Regions from separate parts of the Homo sapiens genome. Here region 1 is linked to region 2. Evidence: chromatin loops called from intact Hi-C (ENCODE). Cell type or tissue: PC-3. All regions are shown on one strand. Links, peaks and the distances in the headings refer to the core of each region. The heading gives the core; the rest is flanking DNA. Region 1 holds the start of LOC124902737 (a long non-coding RNA gene). Region 2 has its middle 110 kb from the start of ARHGAP42.

Evidence for each region. Peaks named below come from ENCODE experiments on the same cell type or tissue, not always from the same donor. Only the 100,000 strongest peaks of a DNase experiment are listed, where the experiment ranks them.
Region 1: it touches region 2 in a loop (29-fold over the local background); 5 of 110 quality-filtered maps call a loop at or near these places.

What each region holds. Positions count from the first base shown.
Region 1 is chr11:101,428,550-101,444,481 of GRCh38, reverse strand. It overlaps LOC124902737 (a long non-coding RNA gene), which reads left to right and starts at 5,414. Exons shown (of 3, transcript XR_007062861.1): 1 at 5,414-5,453; 2 at 7,467-7,679; 3 at 8,100-9,756. In PC-3, for the core only: CTCF peaks have their summits at 4,807, 7,557 and 7,756 (motif pointing right); a DNase peak (open chromatin) is centred at 7,761.
Region 2 is chr11:100,568,596-100,584,527 of GRCh38, reverse strand. No RefSeq gene overlaps it. Among named protein-coding and RNA genes, the nearest start is that of ARHGAP42, 110 kb to the left of the region's middle. In PC-3, for the core only: CTCF peaks have their summits at 7,913 (motif pointing left) and 8,950 (motif pointing right); DNase peaks (open chromatin) are centred at 5,327, 7,917, 8,947 and 9,267; H3K4me3 peaks cover 372 bases.

The sequences.
Region 1 (15,932 bases), core at 3,922-11,921, 860 kb before region 2:
AGAGACCAAGGCAAGTTTTAGAGCAGGAGTGAAAGCTTATCAAAAAGCTTTAGCACAGAAATGAAAGGAAGTAAAGTACACTTACTTGGAAGAGGGCCAAGTGGGCGACTTGAGAGATCAAGGGCACAATTCCGCCTTCCGACTCATTGGCATGCTTACAGGATCTTGTGTTATTTCTGCCCTGATTCTTCCCTTGGGGTGGGCTGTCCACATGCACAGCAGCCTGCTAGCACTTGGGAGGGAACACATGTGCAGTGTGTTTACTGGAGGTGTATGCATGCTCACTTGAGGCGTTCTTCCCTTACCAGTCAAATGTCCCTAGAAGGTGAGACACCAGTTAAATTCCGTATGTTTTTGCCTCTTAATGTGCATGCTTGAGCCCATTCCCCCAACTCCTGAGATCTTGTCAGGAAGCTGCTGATTACCAGTTTCAGGTGTTTCTGTTTATAGGAAGACTGCCTTTCCCTGGTGCTGGCTGCAACCAATTATTTTAGAGACAGTTTAATAACTGCCCAGCACCTGATGGTTGCCTGACATTCCTGGTTGAGGGGGACCTTCACCTGCCCTGCTCATGTCTGTGTGACTACCTGCTGTAACATAACCACCTTGGGCACATGTGGTCAGGACCTCCTGAGACTGTGTCATGGGCATGTCCTCAACCTTAGTAAAATAAACTTTCTAAATTGATTGAGACTGGTTCACAGTCATTTCACAAATAATTTTGGGATCACAAATCATTTCACTTAAAATTCAAATAATAACTAAAACAGTTTATGCTCTCAAAGAGTTCTGAGCCAGACATACAGCCTATTAAATGCTGTGAAAGCCCCCAGGAGAAGCATCTAGGTATGTATTTGGAAGGGGGTGGGTGGGCTGGAATTTCAGGTCAAAGATGCTTCTGTTTGGAAGTAGCATACATTTTGGGGAAGCCTGCACTGAGACTGAAGCATTGTTACTTCCATTCCTTGGGACAACGATGTCAGAAGGAGACCCTAGAACAAGATTCACGTGCAATCAATTCACGAAGAAACGCTCCCAAGAAAAAACTGAAAGTGGTAGGGAAGGCAGGACAAGGAAGGAGAAAACCAAGCAATTGTGCAATTCAGGCAAAATCCTGCTAAGGGTAACTTCAAACAGATCCTGCACAGGAATTCTCTGAGCTGGACTTTCATTTTCCATTTTCTACCAGTCATTGGCTAAGGGCTGCCTCAGGAGGACGTATACTCTCAGGCACTTTCAGCAAAGGCTCCGGTAGCCCAAGTGTAGGCTTCCAGAGAAAGCAGCAGGTGCAGGTATTTAGAAGCAAAACCACACAGTCTTCATGGACGGACACACTGAAAAGGGATCTTGGAGGAATGCTAACAGCATCCACTCCACACCCAATGCACAGCACCAGGAACAGTATTCCTTGTAGTCACAGATTGCATCAGAATTCTAAAACGTTGTTTGGTGGCAAATTTTTTGGTACTTTGTAATTTTGGAATTTTCTTTTGGAACTTTGAGATTTTGAGAAATTGTATGGTTTTTTTTTTTTTTTTTTTTTTTTTTTTTTGAGTCTGTAGAGGAAATGCATTGTATCCTCTTGAAATCAAGGAATTTTTGGGTTACATGGGGTTAAACCAGGTGACATCTTTGTCCGCTGGGGACATGGCTGCTTTTATAGGTGGCTGCTGACTCCATTAAACTAAATTACATCATTTGGTTACAGAGATATCCCAGGCCCACCTCCCCATCTTATGAGGCAGCTAGGCCCTTCAAATTGCCCACTAGTTGTCCTTCCTTTAAGTGAAGTTATAATATGCTTCTTTGAAATGAAATTTTAATGAGGGTTATACATGAAACAGTTATTAATATTAACCTGACAGAATTTATCAGGACCTCTAAAGAATGAGACCCAGAATCAATAACTTTCAATGAGGGTCTAAGAAAATATCCAGAATATGGGGTCATTTTGTTAGGCTGTGTTGTAACTGAGAATACCATAGCAGTATCCTTGGCCTGAGGGGCAGCAGGAATGTATTCGATAGCTATGGGAAATGTAAGGGCCAAGGGCAGCCTCGAGAATAGGCAGCCAGCAGCATGAATGACTAATTTTCCCTTAGCTGGCCTTGTTCACAGTACTCACATTCCTACTGCCACAAAAAAATGACCCTGCACAAACTTTAGAGATTCATAACCCAAGGAATTAGTTCACAGTCACTTTCAGGCATTCTAGCGCATATTGGGTACTCAAAAATATTTACTGAATGAATACATTTGTTGAATGAATCCTTTGTTTGGTGCGACTTGCAACCCCAGAGGGGCTGGTAGCCACAGCCTGGAAGAGAAAAGGTGGAATAGGCCTTAGGTAGAGAAAAACTCCCAAGGGACCATTTCAAGACTTTCTGGCTGAATGTTGTGACATAGATGTCTCAGTAGCCTTCTCCAGGCTTAGTCAGCTTTGAGACTTAGTGTGGGACATGATCTCCAGTGATAGGGGAGCTATCTCTGGCTGGCTGGCACAGGGATCTCCTTACAGACTGCCAGAAAGAACACACCAACCTGGCTTGACTTGGGTTCTCTTTGTTTCCTGTACAGCTGACTGCTGGCCAAAATACACAGTATTCCAGATTGAGAGGTCACACTGACACAGTTCAGGCAGGCTGGTGACAAGGCCTCTGAAGAAGTAGGCGGGAAGCACCCACCCCCTGCCACTGCTGCTGATGTCATGTGGCAAAGTGGTTCAAGGAAATGGACACAGCTCCAGAGTCATAGCTGGAGCAAAACCTACCAGCTGCCACTTATCACCTCCCAGATGAACTTGGGCAAATGTTGAGCCTTTCTGAGACCCACTGTCCTCAGCTGTTTAAGAATAACCTATTTGATGAGATTGAGTGATGGTTAAACAAGAAAATGTATATGAAGTGCTTTTTCTTTGAGGGTCTTAAAATTGAGCATCCCTGTCAGGAACTGGGCTAATACCTTGCCTTATACATCTGCATCAGGTCTGCCCTAGAGGCCCAACTCAATTTTGAGATGAGATTTGTGCTGTAAAATAATCCCAGGACAAGCCTTCGGTTATGCATCTGGGCTATTAAAGACAAAGCTGAGACATGAACAGACCAGTCTTGGGGAGATGGGGGGCAGGCAGATAGCAGACCAGTCTTGGGGAAATGGGGGGCAGATGGATAGCAGAGTGGGAAATAGGGAGCTCTGGCCCAAAGCCACGACAAGACAAACACACCTGTTCTTGTCTATAACTCTTGGTTAATCTAGGTGCTAAATTTTGCCTCCAAACTTCACACTGGTCTTTTCTTCTATATGTGGCTGCTGTCCCTGGTGGGGACACGGCTTCAACTGGGCTTTATTTTCTGACACTTCCATGGTCTTGATGGTAGGGGCTTAGTCATTGGTGCCCTAGTCTTATGCCTATTCCTCAAAGTCGGCTGGGTTACGATCCCGTAAACTGCCAGGGGTCTATTGCTGAATCTTAAACACTCCTGAAGCATTCCTAGTCCCCAATGGACTGGAGCCCCTTCCTTGATACTTCTGTGAGAGCCCCATGTGCTCAGGACTGAAGACTTCCTGGAGCATGTGTGCCCCATCAGAGATGTGGTACTGAGAATTGCAAGTCCAAGATTCATTTGTTGAAAAACAAATACGCTCTGAGTGCCTAACATGTGCAGCAGCTGTTCTGAGTGATGAAGACAACAGGGAAAACCTCTGCCTCCCCATGGAATTTGTATTCAGGAAGGCAAAGACAGACTATAAGCAAAATAATTAGAGGTAAAGGAGTTGCGGTTTTAAATCGGGTGGTCAGGAAAGGCCACCCGATAAAAGATCTAAAGGAGCTAGAGGAGGGAACAAGCAGATACGTAGGAAGAACATTCTAGGCTGGGTGAACCTGAGTACAAAGACTCGGATGCATGGGCATGTCTTGGTGGGGGTTGTGGAACAGCGAGGAGGAGAGGGGCGTTGGAGGGAAGGAGGGGGACAGCAGGAGGAGATGAGGTCAGAGAGGCCACAAGAAGGGCCAGAGCATGGACGGCCATGAGAGCCACAGGGAGACTGTGGCTTTTACGCTGAGTGGAAAAGGAAGACCGAGCAGGATTTTGAAGACAGCGAAAGCAGCATTGTTCTCTGGCTGGCTGTCTGCGGGGCCTGTTCCTACCCTCACTTCTAGAGCTAAGACCTTCCTTTCTTCATCTCACTTTGCCATCATCTCCTGAACGGCAGTTTCTTGTGATATTGGGAGCATCAGAACCGGCTGGGTCGGGTCAAAACCCACATTGTGACATGCCGTGCAGACTTTCACTCTGACAAATGGCCGGAGCTGAACTGGAACACACTATCCAGTTGACACTATCTCCAACACCAGCCTACCCTCCCCACAAGCCTTCCTCCTTCCTGCTAGCTTGTAGCTGAATCTCTCGCCTCCTCCTTTCTCCCACTCTTTCCCCATAATTTCCTTCACGTGGGCTCTTTTGCGCCTAGAAAAACTGATGCTAACCTCAGGGTTTTCTAAATACCTATTAGAAGCCAGTGTTGACAGTGTACCAGGCTACCTGGTGTTTCCCTGGAAGCTTCCACTCCTTCATCCTCCCACCTATTTATGTAAAGAAACGGCAATAAAATTAGCATAGGGCTTGCCTCAGGAAATTATAGGCCCAAATGAACACTGATTTCAAAAAGGAGTTTCTAAAATCTCTTCATTTTTCTTTTTGAAATTGACTAACCTGAGCCGGCGTTTCAGCGCAAACCAACTGTGGTTTGTGACTGAATCAGGCCACAGCCAGTTTAAGCCATAGTGCCCACTTCACTCTCTAGCACTACTCTGTGGTGGAGAAGGGGTGATGCGTGAAATTTTTTTTTTTAACTTTTATTAAGTTCAAGGGTACATGTGTTGGTTTGTTACATAGGTAAAGTTGGGTCATGGAGGTTGTTGTATGGATTATTTCATCACCCAGGTATTAAGCCTAGTATCCATTAATTATTTTTACTGACCCTCTCCCTCCTCCCACCCTCCACCCTCAAATCGGCTCCCCTCTATATGTCCCTGTGTTCCATCACTTAGCTCCCACTTATAAGTGAGAACATGCGGTATTTGGTGTGTTGTTTTCTGCATTAGTTGCTAAGGATAATGGCTTCCAGCTCCATCTATGTCCCTGCAAAAGACATTCTCTTTCTTTTTTATGGCTGCATAGTATTCCATGGTGTATATGTACCACATTTTCTTTATCCAGTCTATCATTGACTGGCATTTGGGTTGATTCTATGTCTTTGCTATTGTGAATACAGCTGCAATGAACATATGTGTGCATGTGTCTTTATAACAGAAAAATTTATATTCCTTTGGGTATATATCCAATAATGGGATTGCAGGGTCAAATGGTTTTTCTGTCTTTAGGTCTTTTATAAATGGCCACATTGTCTTCCACAATGGTCGAACTAATTTATACTCCCACCAACAGAAGGTAAGTGTTCCTTTTTCTCCACAACCTCACCAGCATCTGTTATTTTTTTGACTTTTTAATAATTAGCCATTCTGACTGGTGTGAGATGGCATCTCATTGTGGTTTTGATTTGCATTTCCCTACTAATCAGTAACATTGAGCTTTTTTTCATATGTTTGTTGGCCACATGCATGTCTTCCTTTGAGAGGGTTCCTGTTTATGTCCTTTGCCCACGTTTTAGTGGGGTTGTTTTTTTCTTGTAAACTTAAGTTCCTTATAAATGCTGGATATTAGACCTTTGTCAGATGCACAGTTTGCAAAAGTTTTCTCCCATTCTGTAGGTTGTCTGTTTACTCTGTTGATAGTTTATTTTGCTGTGCTGAAGTTCTTTAGCTTAATTAGATCCCATTTATCAATTTTTGCTTTCGTTGCAATTGCTTTTGGCATGTTCATCATGAAATCTTTGCCCATGCCTACACCCAGAATGGTATTGCCTAGGTTGTCTTCCTGGGTTTTTTATAGTTTTGGGTTTTACATTTAAGTCTTTAATGCATCTTGAATTGATTTTCATGTATGGTGTAAGGAAGGGGTCCAGTTTCAGGCTTATGCATATAGCTAGCCAGTTGGCCGTCTCCAAGGCAAGGAGCAGCCAGCAGGGAGCAGCTTGTGCTCCAGCTCTGGAGCAGCCTGCCAGGAGGCCTGGAGCACTGTGACACAGACTGGTTTTATGAGTAACTGGTAGCCTCTAATAACCCTGCTCATAACTATGGCATTGGAGATGGGGCCCTGAAGACCATTCATAGAGCCAATGCAATTATGGCCTTGACTTGCACATGGGCCATACACAAGTCATTCCTTCATGTCATCTCCCCCAGCAGTGAGTGAGATGCTGCAATATTTGAGTTTTGCAAATAAATATATTCAAATATAACATAAATATATCTAAAAATAGATTTTTAATAAATAACATTATTTTTAATTTTTACTATGTAAAAGTCCTAATTCTTGTAGAAGATTTAGTAATATTAATCAATGACAACTGTCATCTATTAAACAGACATAAATGGCAGATTCTGTGCTAGGTCTTCAATCTACTTCATCTCATTGAATATGACAACCCTATGTGTAGATATTGTTCTATCAGAGATGACAACATTCAAGTTCAGTCAGATCAAATAACTGGCTCAAAGTTAGATAGCTAATATGTGGTAGAATCAAGATTTAAGTAAGAACTTTTTGGAAATAACAGTAAAGTGCAAGAAGTAGGTATTGGAGTTAAAATGCCTTAATTCGCCTGACTGTGTTTGACGTTTGTGGATGGAGGATGATTTACACACATTTAATGGTGTTGCATCCGTATGTTATAGCATTGCAAAAATGGAAGGACTTATTTCCCACTCTGAGAAGAAAAACAACTCACTCCACACACTATCACAGCTCACTAGGAAAGCCAGTCACTCAGAGGAGCTGCGACGGGCAGAGGGCTACAGAAGCTCAGGTCATGGAGAGAGAGCCCATTTTGCACTGCCATGTCCAGAGTTCACACACACAAAAAGACTGATTTTTTTTTTTTTTTTTTGGTTACAAAGACACAAAAACATAAAGCTAGCATACAAAGAGTGGTCTGTTCTGGTGAGACTCTCGGTTTTGTTGCTGGTTTATTCTGAATTCTCTTATATTTCCTCATCACATAGGTTAAAACAAACACTAGCTCTTTAGCAAGAAAACCTTGGAGCATAAGCACTGCAACTGATCAAAGATGGATACAGAAGGTTCTGATAAATGTATAGCATTTCTTTATTTTTCCTTGCAGAGCATTTGACTCAGTACCTTGTGGAGAAGACAAAAAGATTTGATAATAATCACTGTACCCCTTTTTTCATATATATGGATCCCATCTGACTATTAAAATTGTACTTCATAGTGAAAAAAAAGTAGATGAATGCTTAAACAATGCTTCTTTAATATATCTTATTTTTCTCTGGGTGCACGTCATGTTCTATCTTAACACATTTGCTAATTTAATTTTCACAGTAGTCCCCATCTTGCATCTTAGAGAAGAGAAGTAGCAATCATTGTTCTTGCTGAAGACCAGGATTCTAAACCCAGCGCTTTTAAGACCAAGGCCAGTACTTTATGTATGCAAGCATGTAGAGTAATTGCAAAAGAAGAGGCTCTCTCAAGAGGAAGAGTGTTGAAGTAATTTTCAAAGTCAGGTCAAGTTGCTCCTGTCTATCAGCAGTGAAGGTAGGTAAAGAACAATTTGTCTTTCAATTTGCCAATGAAGGATAGAAGCAAAAAGCATCTTGACCTAGGTAAGCCAGCAGAGGGTGCCATTGTCCCTTCCTGTAGATGTAATCATGCAAGCCCAAGGGGCTCACCTTTCTTGCCTAAAGGAAAAGGTCCAGGCGAGAGGTCCCAAACTTCTCAGGTCATAATGCTCCTGCATCTTCTTTCCACAAAATTTAGATCAGTAAAAAAATTTTCCTATAAGCAAACAGGGAGCTGAGCTTTATGGATACAGGTAACTTAGTATCTTTGAAACCGGCTTTAAGTAATTTTTTTGAACTCACTAGAAAATGTTTTTTCAATGACTAAATGAGACCTGGGAGGACACACAATAGTCCCTGCTGTCTGGCTTTGAATAACTTTAATTTTCTTTTTTAGGAAGAGAGGATTAGTCTGTGAAGAAGCAGCTTTGCCCAGCCCTACCAGAAGAATCAGAGTTTAAACTGCCATAGAGTGATTTCTAACCCCGTCCCCAAACCACCACCACCACCACCATCATCCTAAATTCTCATCCAGCCACCTTGCTGGACCTATTAAACAGTGGACAACACAAGGACTTCTGTCCACAGGAAGCACTTAATAAACAGTGGTTGAATGTGCGAGTGCAGCCCCTGCTTAAATACCCCCAACAGCAACAAAGTGATGTGCACATTCCCCAGCTACCCATCCTGCCACGGTTTTGAGCTGCCCTGCTTGTATGTGTCAGGAGTGAGCATGCTGAAAATCAAGCAAAGAAGATGTTTACATGTGTCTTTTGCTTGCCAGTGGTTACAGACACAGCCTTACTCTCACCATAAACGCTTCAAAAGTACCTGCTGAATTGAGTAAGTAGGAGCTGGCTCTAATTATGAGTAATAAATGAAACTGAGCCAGGAAAATTGAGTATGAAACAGTTTAAGGGGAAGACATTAATGATAAAGTCTGCTCATGTGTGTAACTGCCTCCCACCAGCAGCAGTGGCTGTCCCCTGCCTTAATTAACTTAGCAAAAGAAATAGTTCAGCCTAGAGCTCTTCATGCGGGGATGCAATGAGAGGATGAAGGAGGCAGGGGAAAGCACAGCAAAGATGCCCTAATGGGTTTTCTACATCTAGGTTGATTGACTGTTGAGAAAAGAAAGAACAGCTTGTACTATTCTGGGTAGCATGAGCACTGTAATTTGTGACAGCTATAGGTCATGTATCTATTTTTCTGTCTGACAAGGACGAGGAGCAGCTGGTGGCTGGTACAAACTCAGATTGGCTTGGTCAGGCTGTGAACTATGATAGAGCCTTGGTTTTCAGCCTGAGCTATAATGGAGGAAGGGTATGTGGTTAATGTTTGCATGTCTGTGCAAATTTAACTGTAGTTAACAGATTTGTGGCTGCAGGTGGAAAATGAAGCTTAATGATTCCAATAACTCGTCCTTAATTTCCTTCTGATTCTGAAAACAAGGTAGATTTTATACCTTTCATATCTCTCCCCACTCCCACTGTGGCCACCTTCAATTAAGTCCAAAAACATTATTTTAGTTCTTGTTAAATACTTGGCACCATGCTGGGCACCGAGCAAGTGAGAAGAATGTGGCATGCTCCCTGTCCTTCCAAGAATCATTTAATACAGAAGATAGATAAGTAATCAAATAGGGTGGTAATTGTGATAACAGATCTATGCACAAATGCTACAAAGATGCAGTACAGATAAGGGAGTGATTTCCTCTATTGCTACAGAATAAGGAGAATCATAGAAAACATCTCAATTCATAGAAATGAGGAGACCATATTAAAGAATGCAACTTTCCAATGCATAATTCAAATTCTTCCCTCCTGTAAGGTGATTTAAAAAGTGTTGAAGGGTAAAAAGACTACCTCATCCTTATAGAGAGACTTTCTTCTCTGCCTATCCAAACCTCCCATGCCAAGTGATAGACCTTTGCTACTGTGACCAGATCCCTAGCCGGTGCCCTGCTCATGACCCCCACCCCTTCCTAGGTCATGGCTTCCAACTACAGTAATATATTTTTTGTCTTACAAAATATTCTGGGCTTTTTATTTTATTTCCTTTGGACATTTAAAAAAAAAAGATCCTGCAAAAAGCATTCAGCTGGAGCAGGAGTGTCCAACTTCTGGCTTCCCTGGGCCACATTGGAAGAAGAAATGTCTTGGGCTCCACACAGAATACACTAACACTAACAGTAGCTGATGAGCTAAAAAAATTGCAAAAAAAAATCTCATGTTTTAAGAAAGTTTACAAATTTGCATTGGGCTGCAAAGGCATCCTGGGCCACATGTGGCCAGTGGGCTGTGGGTTGGACAAGCTTGAGCTAGACTGTGCTTGTCTCTGCAAGCCTGAAGTGTCAGTGTTTCCCTTAGGAAAAGAGCATTATCAAAGCTCCATGTAGTTAAACCAAGCCAAACGCATGTGTTGAAACTGTGAACTTCAGAAAGTCAAATACACAGAGTTTCCCGACATCTTCTTGTTCCTAACATGCTCATTAATTCTGTCCTCATTTCCCCTTATCCCTTCTTAACCACACCTTCCATCACTCCTCCCTTTATGGACCTTCTCCCTGTTATGCCACATGCCACAACAAACAGGCCTCCCTCGTAGACACTGTCATCCTTCTCCAGGAAAAAAATTACTAAGTGGAAAGAGGGAGTTGCAATGTCCTATCCCTATAGGAATAGCAATGTGGTTCACTTTTGGGGAACCAATGCAGAATGAACAACAAATGAATAGAAAACTAGTCTTGTATATTTGGAAAGAGCTCATATTCTTGGAATAAATCTATGCCCTCAGATCTTCAGTGGAAGGGAGTAATAAATATATAAATAAAAATAAATATTGAAGTAAATCCTCAGTGGTAAAGAAAATGCATGGGAACTTTTAAAGAAATTGCATGTAATAACTGAATATTCCACAGTGCAACAGCAGTTCTCTTTATATTCCCAGGCTCATTGAGTTAGCCCTGGAGTATTTAAACATTCAATTATGTCCAACCATCAGACTGAGCCTCAAGATTGTAAGAAAACCACCAATAAGGGAATGTCCCCTGAATCCTAGATCCCTAGGATTTGCTGTATTAGCCAAGCACTTAAATCTTTTCAATTTGACTTAGGCTGTATTTCCTGCTTGGGTTTGTCAGGTGATCTACATGGAAAGGAGTCCCTAACTCCAGAGAGTAATTGACAAAAATGTTCATTCTAAAGCAATTCAGGTTATGTTTAGACCATAGCACCGAATGTATATGTATCCTGGAGTCTTCTCAAATTTGGATTTTGATGTGCGATAGATTTGAATATAAACTACAATTTTGGAGGCCTTCGAACAGAAGTACAGTCAGGACCCATGGCTTATGGTGTGTCACATAAACAGGAACAGTTTGTTTAGCAAAAGCTTGGAAGTTTTAGTGTTTTCAAAACAGATATTCAGGGACATAATCCAATATCCTCTATTGCCAAATGAATTCCAACTGTGACCTGTTTTTCTCAGCCATGATGAGCTTTGTGTTTTTGATGGAACCCAATTGAATCCGGGAAGAAAAGGAACTAAAATAATTAACTGCACATCTCAGAGTCTGGGTCTGGCAGTGTTTAAAGTTGAAGGCAGGGACTAGCATTAAACACCTTTATGTTGCCATAGAAGCATCCAGGACGTTAAAATCAAATCATTTGCAGTCTCAATGGCTCTTGCTGCAGGAAGCTCCTTGGAGGGGCAACAGGGATCAGTCTTATTTCAGCAGAGACTCCTTATCAGGGGAAGGCACCCCACACCCTTCTCACATGCAGCCCTGAATTTTGTGCATGCCAGTCCCTGAGGCATCAGCTGTGAAGTTACTGCAAAAATAAGAATGGACTCTATGAATTTTGTGGTAAATAATTTTGGAAGTTATTACATACTTTATCTCCCTCTTGAAGATTCACCACACTCTTGATCACCTTAAAGACCCTGAGAAGTCTTAAAGTCAAAATGTTTTATGTGTTCCTATACATATGTATTTTTAAACACAGACTTCTCTAAATTTATTTGACTGAAGCCATTTTTGCAGGACAATTATTAACATCTCAAGGAATCGATGTTCTATGACACACGTTTTGGGAAAGACATATCAAAGTAACGCGCACTTCACACAGCAAATGAACGTTTGCAAGTAGGTGCACAAACTACTCACAGGTGAGGAGGGATGCAGAAGAATATTTGTAAAAATTCACAATATAGGAGCCTCAGGGAAGGCAGCCAATATCAACCAGGTGAGTCTTGTTCAAAAGTGAGGGTGTGTTTGGTGAAGGTGAAAGTGAAAGTGGCGAAGTAAAAGTAATTTCACTCAAATGGAAGGAAATTGGCACAAGGTGGGCTCTCACTTCCAGGTATTTCTATCAAACCCCAAGGCAGCTCTTCCTGTCAAATTACAAAATCTCTGGGCTGGGTGGAGCCTGAAACCTAATCAGAACCACACAAGGATTCATCTGGGATGGGTCCTATGTGGGAATAGATCTTATGGCTCCCTAATGGGTAACAGATAACATTATTAAGTATGAAAGTAAAGGGAGGGATTGAGACACATTGCGCACAGACAGACCACACAGGACTGTGATCAGCAAGCTTCCTTTTGTTTCCATAATTATCAGCTTAAAACTGACTTGGAATGAGAACTCTGAGGATAGAATCAGAGCCCTCTGGCCTCAGAAGTCTAAATTGGAGCTCATGCTCTTCAATCTCTGCTGTATGAGTGTTGTAATTTATATTCTCCTGTGAAGGGGAGTAGCCTTGGGAAATAGAATTCTAAGTCTGAGGGTGTAAGGATAGCTTGGGGACAAACAACTCATTGCTTGTTTACTGGAGATTTTGGGGGAAAAATCCAGGGAAAATAATTTCTCAAGAAAAACAAGTTTTTATGGAGTTTCTACCTCTTTCTGGCTTTTCCCCTCATAGACTAATACCAGAATGTTCCCCTATGTTAATTTGGATTCCTCTTAAAAGCAGACACCAAGATGAGATGTTACATACAAGAGATTTATTGGGGGAAATACCCCAATAGGATAAAGAAGAGGGAAATTCAGGCTGGGCACGGTGGCTCACGCCTGTAATCCCAGCACTTTGGGAGGCCAAGGCAGGCGGATCACGAGGTCAGGAGATCGAGACCATCCTGGCTAACACGGTGAAACACCATCTCTACTAAAAATACAAAAAAATTAGCTGGGCATGGTGGTGGGCACCTGTAGTCCCAGCTACTCGGGAGGCTGAGGCAGGAGAATGGCGTGAACCCGGGAGGCGGAGCTTGCAGTGAGCCGAGATTGTGCCACTGCACTCCAGCCTGGGCGACAGAGCGAGACTCCGTCTCAAAAAAACCAAACAAACCAAAAAAAAAAAAAAAAAAAAGAAGAGGGAAATTCAAAGAGTGGGCGGAGTCAGACAGCTGTGAAAGAGGGGAAAAGAAGGATGACTCAGTGGAAGGCAATTCAACCTGCAGCAAACTGCAGTGTGTTTCTAAGAAAGTGTCAGCCAGGCCAACGGCAAACACATCAGCTGAGGGTGCCTGTTGAAATACTCCAGGCAAAATTGCATTTCTCACAGGAAGGAGCCTGCAATTTACCTCCACAATGCTCCAGGCTTCTAATAGCCACCCTAGAGGTGAGTTTACCCTATCCCCAGGGGTCCTCACAAGAATGTTAAATTCCGTGTCGAGAAAGTTCCCCCAAGTCAATGAATTTTTGCTTGTCCACTCTTACATTCCAGTACCCTCCATCAAATATCACTAAAATTCCAATACAAGTATAAGCTAGCTAAAATTCATAGTTTCTCTAGTATATAATTTCTTCCTTCCCTTATCTGGCCCAGCACATCTTCAGCTGGAATCATAGTTATCAGTGTGGAATGCAGGAGAGGAAGTAGAGGCAGCTCTTGAGTGGGATTCTTCTTGATTCACTGCTTTATCTTCTACCAAGAGGGTAGCGTAGTTCTTACTAGGGAAGGGTTGTTAACTGCTGAAAGCTCTGAGAATGGTCAGCATGGGGAGGAGTGTGCAGAGTCAATATCCTCAGGAAATCCATCCAGTTGCCCCCATCTCATTTTTTAGGGTCCCAAGTTTTCTCAGCCATTTTCAATCTTTCTCAGCATTTAAACATCTTTGGGGCTTCCAAAGGAGAAATTAAGGGGGATTAAGTAATAAGAGTTCCAAGCTGCAGCACAGTTCTAACAAGGTTTTAGCCATATGGAAATTCTCAAGTAAAGTCACCAAAACAAGAGTCCTGTGTTTTACAGGAATAGGCCTGCATCTGTGAGGCCAGTATCCCCACTATGCTCATTTGTTAGCTGGAAGGAATTCATGGGAGGCATGCTTTTGGCACAAACAAATGAGCAGGGAAGAGCTAGAAGAAGAGCAGCTGAGGCTACCAATCAGTTATGCTCCCCGAAGCAAGAGATCTGATTGGCACATTTTTATGGCCATCCCATCCTTCCAGGTACTGTGTTGCTGCCCTGAAGACCTGTCTGACATTGAAATGACATTCTGGGAAAGTCTGTCTACAGCTTGAAGAGGCCAATTCTATATACAGCAAACTATCCCTCTGGCTGATTCCTGCTGATACTCTCCAAATGAAAGATGGGTGAGAGCCAAGAGGCAGAAGGAGAATGTAGATTAAAGTGGAGAAAAAAGAAGAAAACAAAAACTGAAGCGTGGAGCAGTGCCTCTTTTATGTCAAAATAAAACTCAAAAATGAAGTAGCAGCCAGAAGATGAAAAAGAATAACAACCACTACACAATTCAAGAAATATGAGGGGAAGAAAGGTTGCTTCTCTGCAAGACTGTGTGCTGAGCTCAAAGAGAAAAAGAAACCCTGAGACTGCTCTTGCCCTCATTCTTCCCTAGCAATAGCTGCTGATTTGTTGACTCTGCCATGTGACCTTTGCAACCACTTAGCTGCCTTTTGTTAACATGTCAAACACTGAAGTTTCTTCTTTAATCACCACCAGCAGATGATTCAGTGAAAATTTAAAATGGATTCACTGATGGCATCAAAATGGCAGAGTAGGAGCAATCTGGCTTCACTCTCCCTCATAGAAAAGCAAAAACAACTATCTAGTGCCAAGATTATCACCCGGAATATTCCAAAACTTAAAACTGAGGCTGCGACAATCCCTAGAGCCTCAGAGAAGTGAAAAACCAGGAGCAGAAGGTAGGGGAAATGAATTTCTTTAACCTTGATGCCCCTCCAGCAAGCTGCCAGGCACCACATGGAAAACTGCCCCTAGACTTCTTTCTACACTGAAAAAGTGTAGCCTCTACAATGGAAAAACTGAGATCAAGGCAGACAGCTGGCTTCTCCACCATCCTGGGTTCCTTAGAAGGAAAAACATTCCTGCCTTAACCCAAGGGAATCATTGCAAGTGCCTGTAGGGTAAAAACTCCTTAGGTCAGCCAGAGACAAAAAGTGGAGGTGAGGCTAGCAGCAGTCAGCATGCAAAATCTGGTGGCTGCTCTTCATTTCTACCTAGGGAGGCATAAATCAGAAAGGCTCTTCAGCAGGATCATGCTATAGGAGGCATTATCCATGACTGCTTTGGGCACAAACCTTCGCCAGCCTTCCCAGACAGCCATGTATCCACTTTGGATCCCACCCCCAGGCCCATCCAAAAATAGGCACTATGCAAAACTCAGAACCTGTGAAAGAGCTAGAGCAAAGATTAGCTTAGGGCACCATCTAGTGCTGAGAAGGAGTCAGCAATCTTGAGATAAGGCACCTTAACAGTCTGCCTAGGACCTTTAGACATATATACTCTAGAAAGATCAACACAAAGCAAGACAGACAGAGAAGCCTGGAATAAATACCTAATACTTCAGTGCAAAGACATAAAAATACATCCAAAATAAGCAAGAGCAAACAGGAAACTGTGGCCTCAAAAATTAACAAAATAAGAAACCAATGACTGACCCTAATAGGATGGCAATGTGTAACCTCTCAGATCAAGAATTTAAAATAGTAGTTTTGGGGAAACCCAGTGAATTTCAGAATAACACAGAAAAGCAATTCAGATATTTATCAGATAACTTTAACAAAGATATTGAAAAAAAAACTTAAAAATCAAACAGAAAGCCTAAAGCTGAAAAATGTGATTAATGAACTCAAAAATACAATAGAAGGTCTCAACAACACAATTGATCAAGCAGAAGGAAGAATCAGCAAGCTCAAAGATAAACTAATTGAAAATAGAGGAGAAAAAATTAAAAAGAATG
Region 2 (15,932 bases), core at 4,847-12,846:
TTTAGAGGGGCAGTCTGGAGATAATAAGATCAGCTTGGAGGTGGTTTTAGTGATTCAGTAAAGGCATTTTGTGAGGCTTAAGAGAAGGAACTATGTATCTGAGAGCAAAGTAGACACAATTTGATGACTAATGATATATAGTTGGTGAAGGACAGGGAAGGGCTGAGAGTGACTCTTAAGTTTCTGTAACTGAAACATGGTGTTGCCATTTACTGAGAAGGGGAATTCAGTGTAAGGGAAGAGAGTATGTTAAATTTTGGACATTCTAGACCGTGGAACATCCAAATGGAAACATCCTGATACAGGTCTCCAGTTCAGAACATAGACATTTAGGTCTAGGAATTACCAACACACAAGAGGCTGTTGCAGTCATAAAAACAGATGTCCTCTTTCTAGAAGACTTTATATAATGGGAAGAGGGCTGAGGACATAGCTCAACGGCAGAGCTTTCTGCCTGGTATAACATGGTACCAATTTTCTGTGAGATAGTAATTCCTTCACATTTAGGAAAGTTGGATAGGAGAAGCAGTGTCCAGCATCCCTAGGCAGATTGCCTGCAGATGTGGCAGCCATTTCCAGGGGTCCTCAGTGGGATGTTGGAACATAGTGCTTCTAACAGCTTATGTGGTTGTCTTTGAAATTGGCTAGCATGATGAAGGTCTTCTAGCTTCTAGCTTTGCTGCAAAACTCAGAAATAATCTACCATTTCAATATCTGTTGCAGACATTTTCTTCAGCGTGGAAATTGCCAACTGTAGTGTTGCTGGGGGATTGATGGTATAGGTACCCAAATACCTCTAGGTATGGCCAGTTGAGAGAGACGGAAGGTGAGAGGGTGGTAGGGAGGCGAGACAGGGAGGTAGGTGTCACTCTTGGTGGCTACCCCAAATCTCTGACTTCACACACTGTGGATAATTCTGTCAGTTTATGGCCAGTATGAAATCCAAATTGTCTGGAGTACTGCAAGTACTTCAGATGAGAATGCCACCATTTTGGAATCCTTGATAAGAAACAGATCAGTCAGACTAGAAATTCACGTTTGCATAAGAAATTTTAATGTTACATTTGTCAGTGAAAGAAAAGGAAGAGCTATTCAATTCCTGAAATATAATAACTGTTGCAAAGATTTGAATGGTTGTCAAATGTTAAAAATATTTTTAGCACCTACTGTGACAGTGAAGTTTCCTGTTGATGTTTACTACCCAGTGAAAAAATTATGATGATAAAGTCTTGACAAGAAATTGTGAATAGCCATTTCAAGAATAAAAAGATTAAAAAATATTTGGGAATTTCAAACAAATTTAACATTTAAAAACTTTTCTAGTTCTTTCTATTTTATTTTTCCTACCATAAATAATACAATATAAAATGAAGGTAATTCCTTTTTCTTTTAACCCGGCACCCTTTAGATATCACCAAGGAGTGTCCAGTTTATCCCTGAATGTTATATAAATAGTTTCATTATCTATGTACACTACAAAGTAAAAAAGATTGGGAGCCACTGACCTGGGGAACACCAACATTTAAGGGGTGAGTAGAAAGAGAGTAGTCCTTGAAGGAAATTGGAAAAGATCAGCCAGAGAGAAGGTATCAAGTAAGGATAGAGCAACATCAAGGAAGCCAAGAGAGGTAAAGGGAGGGAAAGGTTAACAGAGTCATAAGGCATGGAGAGGCTGAGGAAGATGACTGAGAAAAGCCTTCTGTGCTTAGCACCTGGAAGATGATTGATGATCTCACTGAGGGCAGTGTCAGTGGGGTTCTGGGGATAGGATATGGTTTGCTATAGGCTAAGGGGTGAAAAGGAGTTAGGATATGGAAGCAATAAAGTGTAAATCTATTCTTTCAAGAAGCTCTATTTCAAGGGATAAAATGGATGACATCTAGAGGGAGAATCATATACAATTAATAAGAATTGCGTGGTTCCTCCACAGAATTGGAGAATAGAATATATTCATGGGTTGGCATAAAAGAGCCAGTTGAGAGGGAATGGCCATAGCTATAGGAGAAAGGGGAGAATATACATAATGAAGCCACCTCTTAGGAGATAGAAGGGAAGATCAGAGTACAGGGAAACAGGTTAGTCTAGAGCAAAAAGGATACCCTTTTGGAGGTGAATGTGAGGTTCTGATACCAACATACTACAATGCAGCTACAAGTAATTGAGGGCATATAAATCTTATAGCCTGGATTTTTCTTAGTGTACTAGAAGGTCAGATTAACCTAAAAGGAAGCTTGAAAGAGGAAGAAGAAAAAAAGGGAAAAAGGGAGCTTGAGAAAATGGTCAAGTTTGACACTTGGAGAGACTTGATATCGTAATGGTGCTCGCCTGAACAGGTGGATGACTTTTCTGCAACCATATTCAGTAAATGTAAGAGTAGAGAAGACAAGTAGGTGGGTTGATCCAAGACTGGGACTTTACAGAGTCACCATCGTGGAGAAGCTAGGTGGCTGGAACGATGAAAGTGCTGGAAGAATGGCTGATGAAATGCCATAGAGTTTGGGCAACATGGTGAGGGAAGTGAAGTTGCTTAATGTCTCCCAGGATATAGTGGGTCTAGGAATAAATCAGATGTTGGGGGAGAAGACCACATTTTGTGCCATGTTTGGGAGGGTGTTGGGAATTTTGTTTACAATGAAAGATGGTTTTGCAGACTCACAGGGGGAAAACTTAGGAAAGATAAAAGGCAATGAAGAGAAAATTCAGGAGAGAGGGAGCACATAGCAGTAAGGAAAGAGAAGAGAGAATCACAAAGGCTGGCATTTTGATTAGTTTTAGGCATGTTAAGATTGCCGGAATGGGAGGCATTAGCGGGGTCATAGAACTTGATGTCCTGGGGGGAATGCAGGCTCAATGCCACATGGTAAAAGGACCCTCATGAGGTTGGTGGGGGCCTTCCGCAAAGTCATAAACAGGATGTGGTGAGGAAACATTCACTGTCCTCCGAAAGCTGGAACTGCTTCAAGCCTCAGTTCCAACTGTGACTCCTCCAGGATGCTCTGTCTCACATGTCCCGGCAGTAAGCAAACATTTGGTTCATAAGGAGGCTGTGCAAAGCAATGTGATGTGGTAATATGCTTGACTGGCAAGTAGTTCCACTTTTGTGTCTCAGTTTCACATTTAAGGAAGTGTTCTGGGCAGGAGACCCCTGAACCAGTCAGCAGGTCCGGCTGGAGTTCCACACAATACCAGGAATGGTGCCCTGTGCAAACCCAGTGCCTCTGTAAGAGTCCAACCCTTTGCCTCTGGGTCAGTCCAACTAAAACGACAATTTTGGCTCAAAACAAAAAAGCATGTTACCACCTAACTTTGCTAGTTGAAATGAAACTAGAAAAACAGCCTCAAAACACAGGTAATTCTTGATTCATCTTTTTGTTTCTCCTGAGGGAATTAGGGTTTCAATAACTATATTATTTCTGTCCTTCTAAATGGGATATAATAAAGTTATATGATTTTTTGATTATTTAAGGTTCTGATGCTGTATGTATCCTTCATTTTGCCACAGTTATCTGAGGTGCTTTGATGAGGTACTATCTGTCAGGGAGTGCTATTTGAATCATCTTTGTTCAGGAATAGGTAAAACTGTAATGACATTATAAAACTTTTTTTTTAAAAAGCCACCAGGCATAAGAAAATGTTAATGCTTTTAATTATATGCTCTTAAAAATATTTTGTATGTAAAAATAAAATTTTGTTTATGTTAGATGTTTTTCTTAAAGTTTTTTTAACAGCTGACAACAGTAAAAAATAATGGGGAAGCAGAAGGGGTATATTTAATATTAATTGTGATACTAAGTATCTAAATGATAGCTCCACCATAAACTTCCTTCCATCTCTTTGACTCTGCCCCATCTGCTCATCACTATATAAGGCTTTCTGCCTTATATTCCACAGGACAGGGAACATATCTGGTGTTTTGTGGTATGCGTTTCCTATACACCACGAAAGACATTGCCCACCCCACAAAAATGTTCATCACACACGCACACACACACACACACACACACACACACACACACACATACACACATATTCAGGAGATTCATGCCTTGTGTCATCATCCTGTCTGCTCAAATCCCATCCTTAGGCTTCCACATTAAGTGCCCCTATTCTATAAGCAGGCATTCACTATAGAACACCAATCAATGCGAGGGACTGCTTTCATTATCTTTGCATCCCTGCAATGCTTAATGCCCAGCCTGGGATGGAGAAGGCATTCAATCATATTTGATGAGCTACACTGCCTGAAAGATGTGTGGCTTTAATTAAGGGTGTGTAGGGAAGAAGGTAGGAGTCTTAGGCAGTGGGTTGGTGGGAGAATGGTGGTTGAGGTGAGAACTGTTTAAGTAAAGGCCGGATGATTATACACAGAAGTTTAGAAGTTGTTTTCTCGAAGATCTCAGTCAACTGGAAAGACTAAAAAAGAAGCTTTTTTGTTGTTGTTGTTGTTGAAGAAAGAAATTCTAAATTTCTGAAGCTCAACCCTGCTTGTGATGTCTCATTTTATGTGAAAATTTGACTGGGCTAAGGGATGTCCAGATAGCTGGTAAAATATTATTTCTCAGTGTGTCTGTGAGGGTGTTCGTGGAAGAGATTAGCATTTGAGTCAGTAGACTAAGTAAAGAAGATCCACCCACCCTCATCAATGTGGTTGTGTACCTTCCAATCCCTTGAAGGTCAAAATTGAGCAAAAAGGTGGAGGAAGCATGAATTTTCACTTTCTCCTCTAGAGTTGAGACATCAATCCCCCTGCCCTCAAACATCAGACTCCAGACTTAAGCCAGTGACCCCTCCACTGCTGGTTCTCAGGCCTTTGGACTTGGACTGAATTATACCACTAGCTTTCCTGGTTCTGCAGCTTGCAGATGGCATATCATAGGACTTCTTGTGTGAGACAATTTTTATAATAAATTTCCTCATCTCTCTCTCTCTCTGTATATATATACTTATATATATATATATCAAGTACATATATCAAGTATATATATATATATACTTGATCTCTATCTATCTATCTATCTATCTATCTATCTATCTATCTATCTATCTATGTATCTATCTATCTATCTATCTCCTATGCTTTTGTTTCTTTGGAGAGCCTTAACTAATACACTGCTGATCATAGGAAAATATTGTATAAGCTCAGAAACCAAAGGCATGTCTAAAGAGTGATGTGAGTGAAAGAAATACTTCAAGGAGTGTTGAGACATAGAGTAAACCACAGAAGTGTCAGGACAATGACTACTGCCTTAAACAGTTTGCATGCGAAGCTGGGTCCCCTCATTGTTCTATAGAGCAAGGCAAGGCTTTCAAGGTAGTGGGTCCAGAATGCAGGTAATGCAGGGATCATTTCTTCCTAGGCAATGGCACCAGGTGACTCACTCCATAGCCCTCTCTGGTATTCCCTGGAGGAACAAAAACATGCTGCATCTGTGTAGAATTTCCATCCACAGTATTTCAGTTGAACCACTGTCAAGGTTAGAGGGAGCGCTGGCCTGCTTTCTCTGTAGCTCGTCTCAATAGGAGCTAGTGTGCTCAACTGGTGCCAAAAAATGAATTCGTGATGTAGATGACTAAAATAAAGCTGCTTGTGAAAAGCTAGTTTATACGCTGAGACAGAAACATAGTCTTAGCTGCAATTGTATTGACAGGGAAAAAATAAACAACAGAATAAATCATCAAATAACACTTGCTCCTTCTTTCTTCTCTACCCAGCTTTCCTTCTCTTTCATGCTCAACCCATGAACTCTTTGTGAGTAGTTTATTTTACCAAAGAAGTTGTTTGATCAACTTGGAGTAGATCAGCTGAAAATAAATGGATTTGATCGGGAGATGAGTGTCAAGAACTCTTTAATTTGAAAAAAGGAGGTTGGGGTGGTATTCACCATGGGGAGGGAGGAAAGACGTCATAATTTTGAGATATTCACTTGGCTTCCATTTCAAATAAAGTTAGTCCGTCATTCTCACACCAGTTGAAGGTTAAAAATCACTCCAGATTTTTTGCTGCTTACCAAATATAGCCTAGATATGTCAGCTGAAGGCAAAATAGGGTCAGATCTTCTTACAGGTTCTTTCCCTCTAGGAGATTATGAAGGAGAAATCTATTTTGTAACTCTCTAAGTAAGGCAAAGGACACATGATACCGATCTACTAAAACAGGCAATTTTAAATCTGAAAGGAAAATAGCTATAAGTTCTCCACCCTAATGTGTGGGATTATTTCATCCTTTGTCATGATACAAATATCTATGATATTAGAGAGGGAAGCTTGGTCTGAGATGTTATTCTCTTATCAAAATATGGCTCATCATCATTGAATCATAAGTTGATAAAATGCGATCTAAATAGTTGTTAGTAATCAGAATTTGGTTTTCCTTTGGCTTAGTTTTTCCTATCTGGTTTTGGTTTTATGGTCACCTTTCCAGCTATGAGCAAATGCTTAAAAAAAAAGATTAAGAAAATAAAAACACTATTGTGAAATATTGTTCAGTCTTCTAAATATACAGATTGTTCAGGAAATTGAGACTGAAGTTTGATATTATGCTAGAGACATATGCATTAAATACCAAAGCAGCACACAGACATAAAATGAACACATTTCATTCCTGAATGCCTGTTAAAGAAAAAAAAAATGATGATTCCCTCCCACACTGATACTCTGCAACAGTATGAGAGAGAAAGATAGAGAGAGAGAGACAGAAACAGAGAGAAGTGAGAAAGAGAAACAGAGAGAGACAGAGAGAGAGAGAGAGAGAGAGAGAGACAGAATGAGAAAGAATACACAAATTTACTGGTTAGAATGGCGAAGAGATTGGAGCCAAGTTCTTGTGGGTAACCATCAATCCCTTTATTTCCAAAGGATCATCATATTCTCCTTCATCAGATCTCATCTACCATGAAACAATAAAAGTAACTGATCTCTGTGTCCACCTTGGTTGCCTCCAACTTGGGACCATGGAGTGTATTCCAGGTCTGTTGGTCATTACATGAAAGTGATAATAGTAATAATGATAGTGAACATGTATTAAGTGCCAGCTGTTGCATTAAGTGCATTGTAGGCATTATCTTTGGTCTGCACAGCAATCCTCTGTGGTAGCCTGTATTATCATTGCTGCTTCATTTAGAGGAAATCAAAGTTGGGGAGCTAAAAGACTTGCTTTAGGTCACAGAGTTAGTAAAAGGGTGGAACAGGATTTGAAACCACGTTTGTATGTCAGCATTTATTCTTTAGCCTCTATCTTTATAGTCTGAGGCAGGCACATACCAGGGAAAAGAAAACTACCTGGAAGGGCTGCAGCATTTCCTCTATGTTCTGATTCCCCCCTCTTGCTGTGCACACCCCATCACTGCACTGTTTATTATGGCCCATTTCCTCATCTGTCTGTCTACTTGTCTCTCCCTTCTACTAGGCTGAGCTCCTTGAAGGTGAATCCAGAACACTGATGTATCCTGACACACAGTAGGCACTTAATACATCATTGTTGGGTGACATATGCTAAAAAAATGACAGACTGGGTATTTATAATAATTAAGACCATAGCCTTGCCCAGCTAATTCTGTATTCATTCTCAGATGTTCAGTAGTTTGCAACTGCATACCGACTTTTAAAATATAGACAGGTGCAGCTGAAAATACAATTTGATGCATAATTGCCACTACTATACTTTGCATTTGTAAATTTAATTATAATTACAGAATTAGCTATTGCATTGTATCGAAAAGGAGTGTTTTAATTTAACATTCTAATAGGAAGCGTATGCATATTTACTAAGTTCATTATAAAACTATCATCAAGTAATTTTTGAATATCTGTGCCACAAACACTATTAGCTCTTTTGATGGAAGATGTTGTAGTGTTATTTTAATAGAGGCTTGTTTTACTCACAGTAACACATTGTACTTAGCCCAGTCCTCAGATGCCCTCTAGTGTTGATGCATAGTAAGTAAGCAATAAAGTAAGTGAAAATAAAATAGATGTATCCGGCAGCGGCCCTTTTGTAATCGATGATCACATCTCTTCTGACTTAGCAGACACATCAAATATAAGGAAAATAGTTTGAATGTTTGCTTTGTCATCCTGAGTTAATATAACCTTTTAGAATGTTTCATAGTATTAAAAATAACAGTAAAATAACACATATGTGAATGCATATAGAATCATTATATTATAGATAACAATGCAACAAACATCTATGTACTAAAGTTCTGGCTTAAGAAATACAAAAGAAAATAGAACAATAGAAGTAGAAAAGAAAAGCACTCAGTTTTTGTTTCACTTACAAGGTCATTAAAAAGATGATGTCATATTACCTGCAAAGAAATAGAATAAGAAAACTCATCCCCACATGAATAAAATCAGTCCTCAGCCTTGTTAACAAATATGTTCTAGCCAGTTTATCAAACCAGTAAATCTTACTAAGAAAAAAGATTAAAGACTTTCATAATTCTTTGTACATAGTGAGCACTCAATAGATATTTATTTTGTACTCGGTAAACAATCTTATGCTAATAAGTCTTGACTGAGACTTTTAAAAGATATCCTGGGGGGAATAAGAGTTTCCATAATGTTGAAAAACTAACATCATCTGTTTGTTTTGAAATTAAATTATTCCAAGGTCATCTGTGGAGGAAATTATTTCATTCACATTCTAAAAACAGAAACAACTATTTTAAAAATTCACTGATTTAAAAGTCTTTCATTCTTGCTATCATGACTGTTTCTCATAACTTCATCAATTTAGACTACTTATATTTCAGAAATATTTTATTATTTTATTGAAAATTGATATTAAAAACCCATTACCCTGAATTTGTATAAGACTATATTTTAATGGCCAACATCTCAAATTCACAGTCAGATGACAGTTTCCTCTTTGTCAATAGAAAATGTAGTTCTGAAATACTCAAAAACACACAGAAACAACTCAACATGCTTTTCCCACAAGATGTCACTGTGGTACCTATGAAATACAGTCATAGATGTATTTATCTTTCCATGACCTTATTTTTTAAGAAATGATCAATTAAAAAAGATTCACATATGGATAGATGATCCTGAAATTAAATACACACAAAATAAGTAAATTTATAGATGTTCAATATCTACTACTTATGCATGACAGCAAACATATTTATTTGGATATATATTGAAATCTTAACTATATGCATCCAAAGGGAATATAAAACTGGCAATCTAAGAATATATGCAAGGTTGTAGTCAAGATTATTCATTCTTAGACAAATACCATAAAATATGACATGTCACTCACAGTGAGACTCACCTCACCAAGTATGTGATACACTTATGGGTGGTTACAGATTGTCTAGATATTTAATATGCATGATTTTTGATTGACTAACAACTGGCAAATTTGCCTGTGCTTGCTTTCTGTTTTAAGTGAGCCTGAAGTTAAGAGCCAAGCAGTCAGATAGACCAGAGTTCAAAATCCAGCTCAGCCACCTGTATAACCTCTGGCAAGTTAATTAAACTCCCTGAGTCTGCTTTCTAATTTATAAAATGGGGATGGTAATATCTATCTCATTGCAGTTGCTGGGAGAGTAAATCGAGACAATGCATGTAAGGCACCCAGCACAGAAGAGATACTCAATAAATAATTGTTGTCATTATTAATTCCAAGAGGGAAGTGTTAATTAGAATCAGATTTTAATGTTTGATCACAGGCCTTAGCATATGAAATGCCTGAGTTTGGTTTACAGATATGGAATTCCTGTGTAATATAATTCAAGCATATACAAACATTTAAACACTTGCAATAACTGATATTATATAATTACCTCTAATCAAGGTTTTTTTCTTTTCTTTTTTCTTTTTTTTTGAGAGAGAGTCTCGCTCTGTCACCCAGGCTGGAGTGCAATGGCACGATCTCAGCTCACTGCAACCTCTGTCTCCCAGGCTCAAGCAATTCTCCTGCCTCAGCCTCCCGAGTAGCTGGGATTACAGACGTGTGCCACCATACTTGGCTAATTTTTGTATTTTTAGTAGAGACGGGGTTTCACCATGGTGGCCAGGCTGGTCTCAAACTCCTGACCTCAGGTGATTTGCCTGCCTTGGCCTTCCAAAGTGTTGGGATTACAGGCATGAGCCACCATGCCCAGCTTTTTTTTTTCTTTTCTTTTCTTTTTTGTAAAATCAATTATTTGTTTGAAGAGTAAACACAAGTCTGGCCTTGCTTTTTGGAATGATTCTCTTCTGCTGGTTACCGTAAGTGAAATTTGACTTAAGTTTGGCAGCTGCGCATAGTTAAATATCATTTGGCCAATTGTTGGCCAAACTGGGGGATTTCCTCTCATCCTCTTGTGTTAATCCCTTCATGTTGTATTGTATTGTTCTCCTATTTTTAAGCCTTCAGTAGCTCCCCAAGGCTCTGAGGATAAAGTACAAATATGGCAGACATCTGCAGCTTGCCCAGTCAGTGTAATCAGCCTCAGATGTTACAGCCGGAATGTTCTTGCTACCAGCTCATGAGCTACTCTTAAAAAATGAGGAGTCTGAGAGCCAGGAGCCTATAATAACTTGCCCAAAGTCGTGCTGCTCCTAAATGACAGTGCTAAGACTAGAATCCAAGTGTTCTCACTCACTGGCTCTAGTCCTAAATGAGGAGGACACCTTAATCCCAGAAGAAAGGGTTGTTTTCTTCAACTCAACTGCTGTTAAAGACCTAAACCAGATTGGGCCAATGAGGAACTGCAGAGTAGTACTTGCTCATCCTAAGCAGTTGGCTTATGCCAAACAGTAAGATGTTTCAAAGGTCATAAGAAATCCTTTTTGTTTGATATGTCCCATCTATTAAAATTAAAATTTTATTTTTTTCTCACAAGTTTTGAATGGGACAACTAAGTAAAATAAAATAGTATAACATTGCTAATCATTTCTACAGCGTGAGTTGGTTTGTGGACCACTCTGAGGTCTACAGTCCTTTCATGCTGATGGGGACTCTGTGCTACACTAGAAGCAGCAGAGACGTGTTGCGGTAGACCTTTGCTTCTCAAAAGTGTGATCTGCAGGCCAACAGCATTCGTTTCACCTGCCAGCTCATTTGAAATGCAGAATCCCAGGCTTCACCCAGACTTCTTCTTTTTTTTTTTTTTCTTTTTGAGGTGGAGTCTTTCTCTGTCGCCCAGGCTGGGGTGCAGTGGCGCCATCTCAGTTCACTGCAATCTACGCCTCCCAGGTTCGAGTGATTCTCCTGCCTCAGCCTCCCGAGCAGCTGAGATTACAGCCATGTGCCACCACACCTGGCTGATTTTTGTATTTTTAGTAGAGACGGGGTTTCACTACATTAGCCAGGTTGGTCTCGAACTCCTGACCTCAGGTAATCAACCCGCATCAGACTCTCAAAGTGCTCGGATTACAGGCGTGAGCCACCGTGCCTGGCCCTCACCCAGACTTCTTAAATTAGAAGCTGCATTTTAACAAGATTCCCAAGGGATTTGTGTGAACACTAAAGTTTAAGGAGCACCGTCTTAGGCACTACATGAAAGAGCCCCATGAAAGCAGAATGCTGTTTGGATCCTGTCTTGATGCTCTGGCGGATTTTGCCCCAGGAAGCATGCAAACTCCTTGGCACAGCTATTTACATTAATTTGGGACTCTAGAAATGATAGTTTTCTGTTCCTTTCTTGGAAAATTATTGATTATAGCTTGTTTAACAAGGCAATAGTTAAAAAATAGCTGGACAAAAATATTTCATTGCATTTTTAAAAATGATAAAAGAAACTTACATCCATTGAGGACAATTTAGCTGGTACATGTAGAAAGAAGAAAAACCATTTGTCAATACAGACTGACAGCCACTATTCTTACATCTTTGTGTATTACCTTTCTGTTACACATGCACACACACATGCATTTACTTAATATTTTCTTTTCTTTTTCCTTTCTTTTTTTAAGACACGGTCTCACTCTGTCGCCCATGTTGGAGTGCAGTGATACAATCACGGCTCACTGTAGCAGCTTCGACCTCCTGGGCTCAGGGGATCCTCCCACCTTAGCTTCCCTGGTAGCTGGGACTACAGGTGTTCACCACCACACCCAGCTAATTATTTTGTATTTTTTATAGAGACAAGGTTTCGCCATGTTGCTCAGGCCGGACTTGAACACCTGGGCTCAAGTTCTCGGCTTGCTTTAGTCTCTCAAAGTGCTAAGATTATAGGTGTCAGCCACTGTGCCCGGCCTTATTTAATATTAATATCAATAAGTAATACATTCACATGGTTCAAAAAAAATAACAAGGTATAAAGTTTTTTTGTAAATTTCTGTACCCCACTGCTCAGTTTTACCTTCAACTCCAATAGACAACTACTTATTTTTTGTGTATCATTCTGAAGATATTTTTATGCATAATGAAGTACGAATATTTATACTTTCCCCATTTTAACACAAGTGCTAGCTTTATTCTAAACAGTTTCTCACCACACATATATCTTTTTACAACTATTAAAAGGTCTACAACTATATGTTATGTAAATTGCTTTTTCACTTTTTATTTTACCATAAGCATTTCTCATGTTTTTACAGAGTTTTCATAAATGTCATTTGAAATGACCAGATAGCATTATATTGTGCATATTTACAATAATGTACTTAAACAGTAGAAGTTGCTTTTGTACTCTGTAACTCTTTCACTCATCTCCTTACACTGCTGGACTGGAGGTATGACCTTTTAATAGTTGTAAAAAGATATATGTGTGGTGAGAAACTCTATAGAAACTGCAGTGTAAGGAGATGAGAAAGGATTAGGTTCAGTTAGAGTTGCAGAACTACATAGAGAAGAACATGATTCTGGAAGAGCTGGAGAATGCCCATTCTTGAGGAGCGGTGGGTGAGGATAGCAAGAGTCAATGATTTTCCTCTCACCGTCTTCCAATCCAGTCCAATACTAAATTCAGTGATGGAAAGCCAATTAAGAGGGGGTTAAAGGGAAATTGAAGCTCAGATTATAATGTGATAGATTCTAACTGGAAGAGAGCCTCAGAAAGGACCTCAGAAAGGGGATGGGAGGGGTATATATGTATATCTATCAAATATCAAGCTAAAATAAAAAAACTTGGAGGGTGCAGTTACAAAGAAATATAATTGCGCTCTCTCACTCTCTCGAATGGTCCATAGCAAATCTGCAACTCTGACCCATTGTAAGTGGGAGTTGACTTACTCTGAAAATATTTCCAGAGGCTCTACTGCTGTAGGTAATCCAATCAGTATCTCACTCTTTAGATTTCTCTGTTATTAGTAAGATACCAACATGCAATGGCCACCAAACTCAAGAAGACAACGTAGTTAGCCCAGAAGCCATTCTTTACAGGGCTTCAGGGAAAAAAGGAGCATCTTATCCCCACCATGGGTAGATGAAAGTTTTCTCAAAATCTTTTCTCACCCCTTACTCCAACTCTTGGCCACTCCCAACTCCTTTATAGACTGGAGGTATATGGTTAGCTACAGGATATAAAACTAATTCTTGGCCACTTGTTTTACAGTTCACAGTTTGATGGTCTTGCACCAATACTTTCATATGCAGATGTGATCAAAATAAAGTTAAATTCAGTCATTTTTGATAATTGCCAGGTACATGCATGTATAACTAGTACACATTCAAATTTGTAGCAGTTTTAATATAGTTGCTTTTTAGAACCTCAAATACTGAGAAACTTATATGATATGTTATTCTAGGAACAGTACTAGCCTGGAAGGGTCTTGAATTTACTTGAATTTTATTTTTATGGCAAAGGATTTGCATGTTCTTGGAGATTTAAAATTTCAGCTTGGAGGTGTATTTTTTTTCCCCCCAGAGAAAACCATCCATATTGTTTTCTAGAGAAATAAGGAAATGAAATGCCACCAGTGAGAAAACCATTTAGGTTGGAGATTTTGTATGTATGTGTACATTGTCGTCTATGAGATAATTCTATGTGGAAAATGTCATTTTGGAATTACCTTTTTATGTTATGAAAGAGTGAGAAGGAGAAAGATAAATAATTGACCATTGCCATTTTCAGTTTCTACTGCTTTTTCTTGCAAGCAGATACAATGCATAAATACTAAATGTTTATACTAAAGCTGCTTCTTGGCAGATGTGGATTATATTCTAATGGGGTACATTCAAAGAACATCACCCAAATCACTCATTTATTCTGCATGTCCTAAGCATGTCTCGGTGCAGCTCCACTGCACTGTCATGTGCAGGTTTACACAGCTCTCTGTAATTGCTAGTTTGCTCTTTTAGCCCGGGATGAACTACACATTGAGCAAATCTCCTATACAATTCAGCTTGAATGAATTTATAAATGAAGCTTGGAGTATTTGTTGTCTAATATAAAATAACCCTTTGGTTTACAAACGGTTATCATGAATGTCCTTTACTATTAAATCGTCCTTTATGTAGTTTTAAAAATTAAATGCACACAAGATTGGTCCAAACACACGTTTTCAGTAGTGGGTTTTCCTCAGAGCATGCCAGTGGTGGATACAGAGTTAAGTTACCTCAAGTAACTTACAGGAAGTGGAGGAGTCCAGAAGTGGGGAACATTAGCAGTCCTATTCCTGAACAAATGTGAGTCTAGACTTGTCTTTGAGGATTTGCAGAAGTAGACAGGAGGAGCTTTTGGGGTCCCACAGGAGCAGATAAGAGACATGAATAGACAATGTTTGAATTAGTTCAGCCCTTGTGAAAAGCAGTTTGGAGATTTCTCAGAGAACTAAAAGTAGAACTAGCATTTGACCCAGTAATCCTATTACTAGGTATATATCCAATGGAAAATAAATTGTTCTACCAAAAAGACACTTGAACTCACATGTTTATTGCAGCTCTAGTCACAATAGCAAAGACAGGGCATCAACCCAGGTGTCCATCAACCCCAGGTGGATTGGATAAAGAAAATATGACATGTATACACCATGGAATGCTACATAGCCATAAAACAGGATGAAATCGTGTCCTTTGCAGCAACATGCATGCAGATGAAGGCCATTACCCTAAGTAAATTAATGCAGAAACAGAAAACCAAACACTGCATATTCTTACTAATAAGTGGGAGTTGAACACTGCGTCACACAGATACAAAAATGGGAACAATAAACTCTGGGGATTCCAAAAAGGGGAGGGAGGCAAGGGGGCAAGGGTTGAAAAACTACCTATTGGGTACTATGTTTAATATTTGGGTAACAGGATTATTACATGCTTAAACTTCAGCATCAGATAATATACCCATCTAACAAACCTGCACGTGTACTTCCTGAATCTGAAATAAAATGAAAATAAAGTCAGAAATAAAAAAATAAAATATCTGAACAAGTAAAAAAATTAAAACAAAAATATTTGCTACTTAATGTTATTATTCTCTCACTTTTCCACATGTGTGAGTGAGGAGGAGGAGGAACTGGGGATATTTAGGACATGTGTCTTAAAGATTTTCTTTCCCTTTCATTCTTATTTCTCCACCAGAATAAGTTGCTCTTTAAAACATGTCCAGATCTTGCAGCTTGGTTAGGCTCTATAGAAAAGAGTTATAGAGAAAAAATGCCATCACATAAAGCACATGGAGAAGAACAAGCCATGTCTTGATCTTGTATGAAAAGTGAGGGAAAGAATTAATGCTCCTTTAGGCTTCTTAAAGGCAGTGACAATATCCTATTTGAATTTTTATCCTCACAGGTGGCCCTTCAGTAAATGTTGCTTAATAAAGAATGACTAGAATAAAAGGGCACACAGCAGACAGTCTGTTACTATTCTAGGTCTCTGATGTATAGCATCGGTTTCTCAGACTATGATATCCTGTAGGGCCGAGAGCACCTTCATTCCTTTCTAGCCCATATTTCTCCTCCCTGCCTCTGGTGCCTCCTTCCTACCCTCAGGTACCTAGGAAGGATTGTATGCCCACTCAGAGGTTGATAAATGATTGTCTAGGATGATCAGTTTAGAG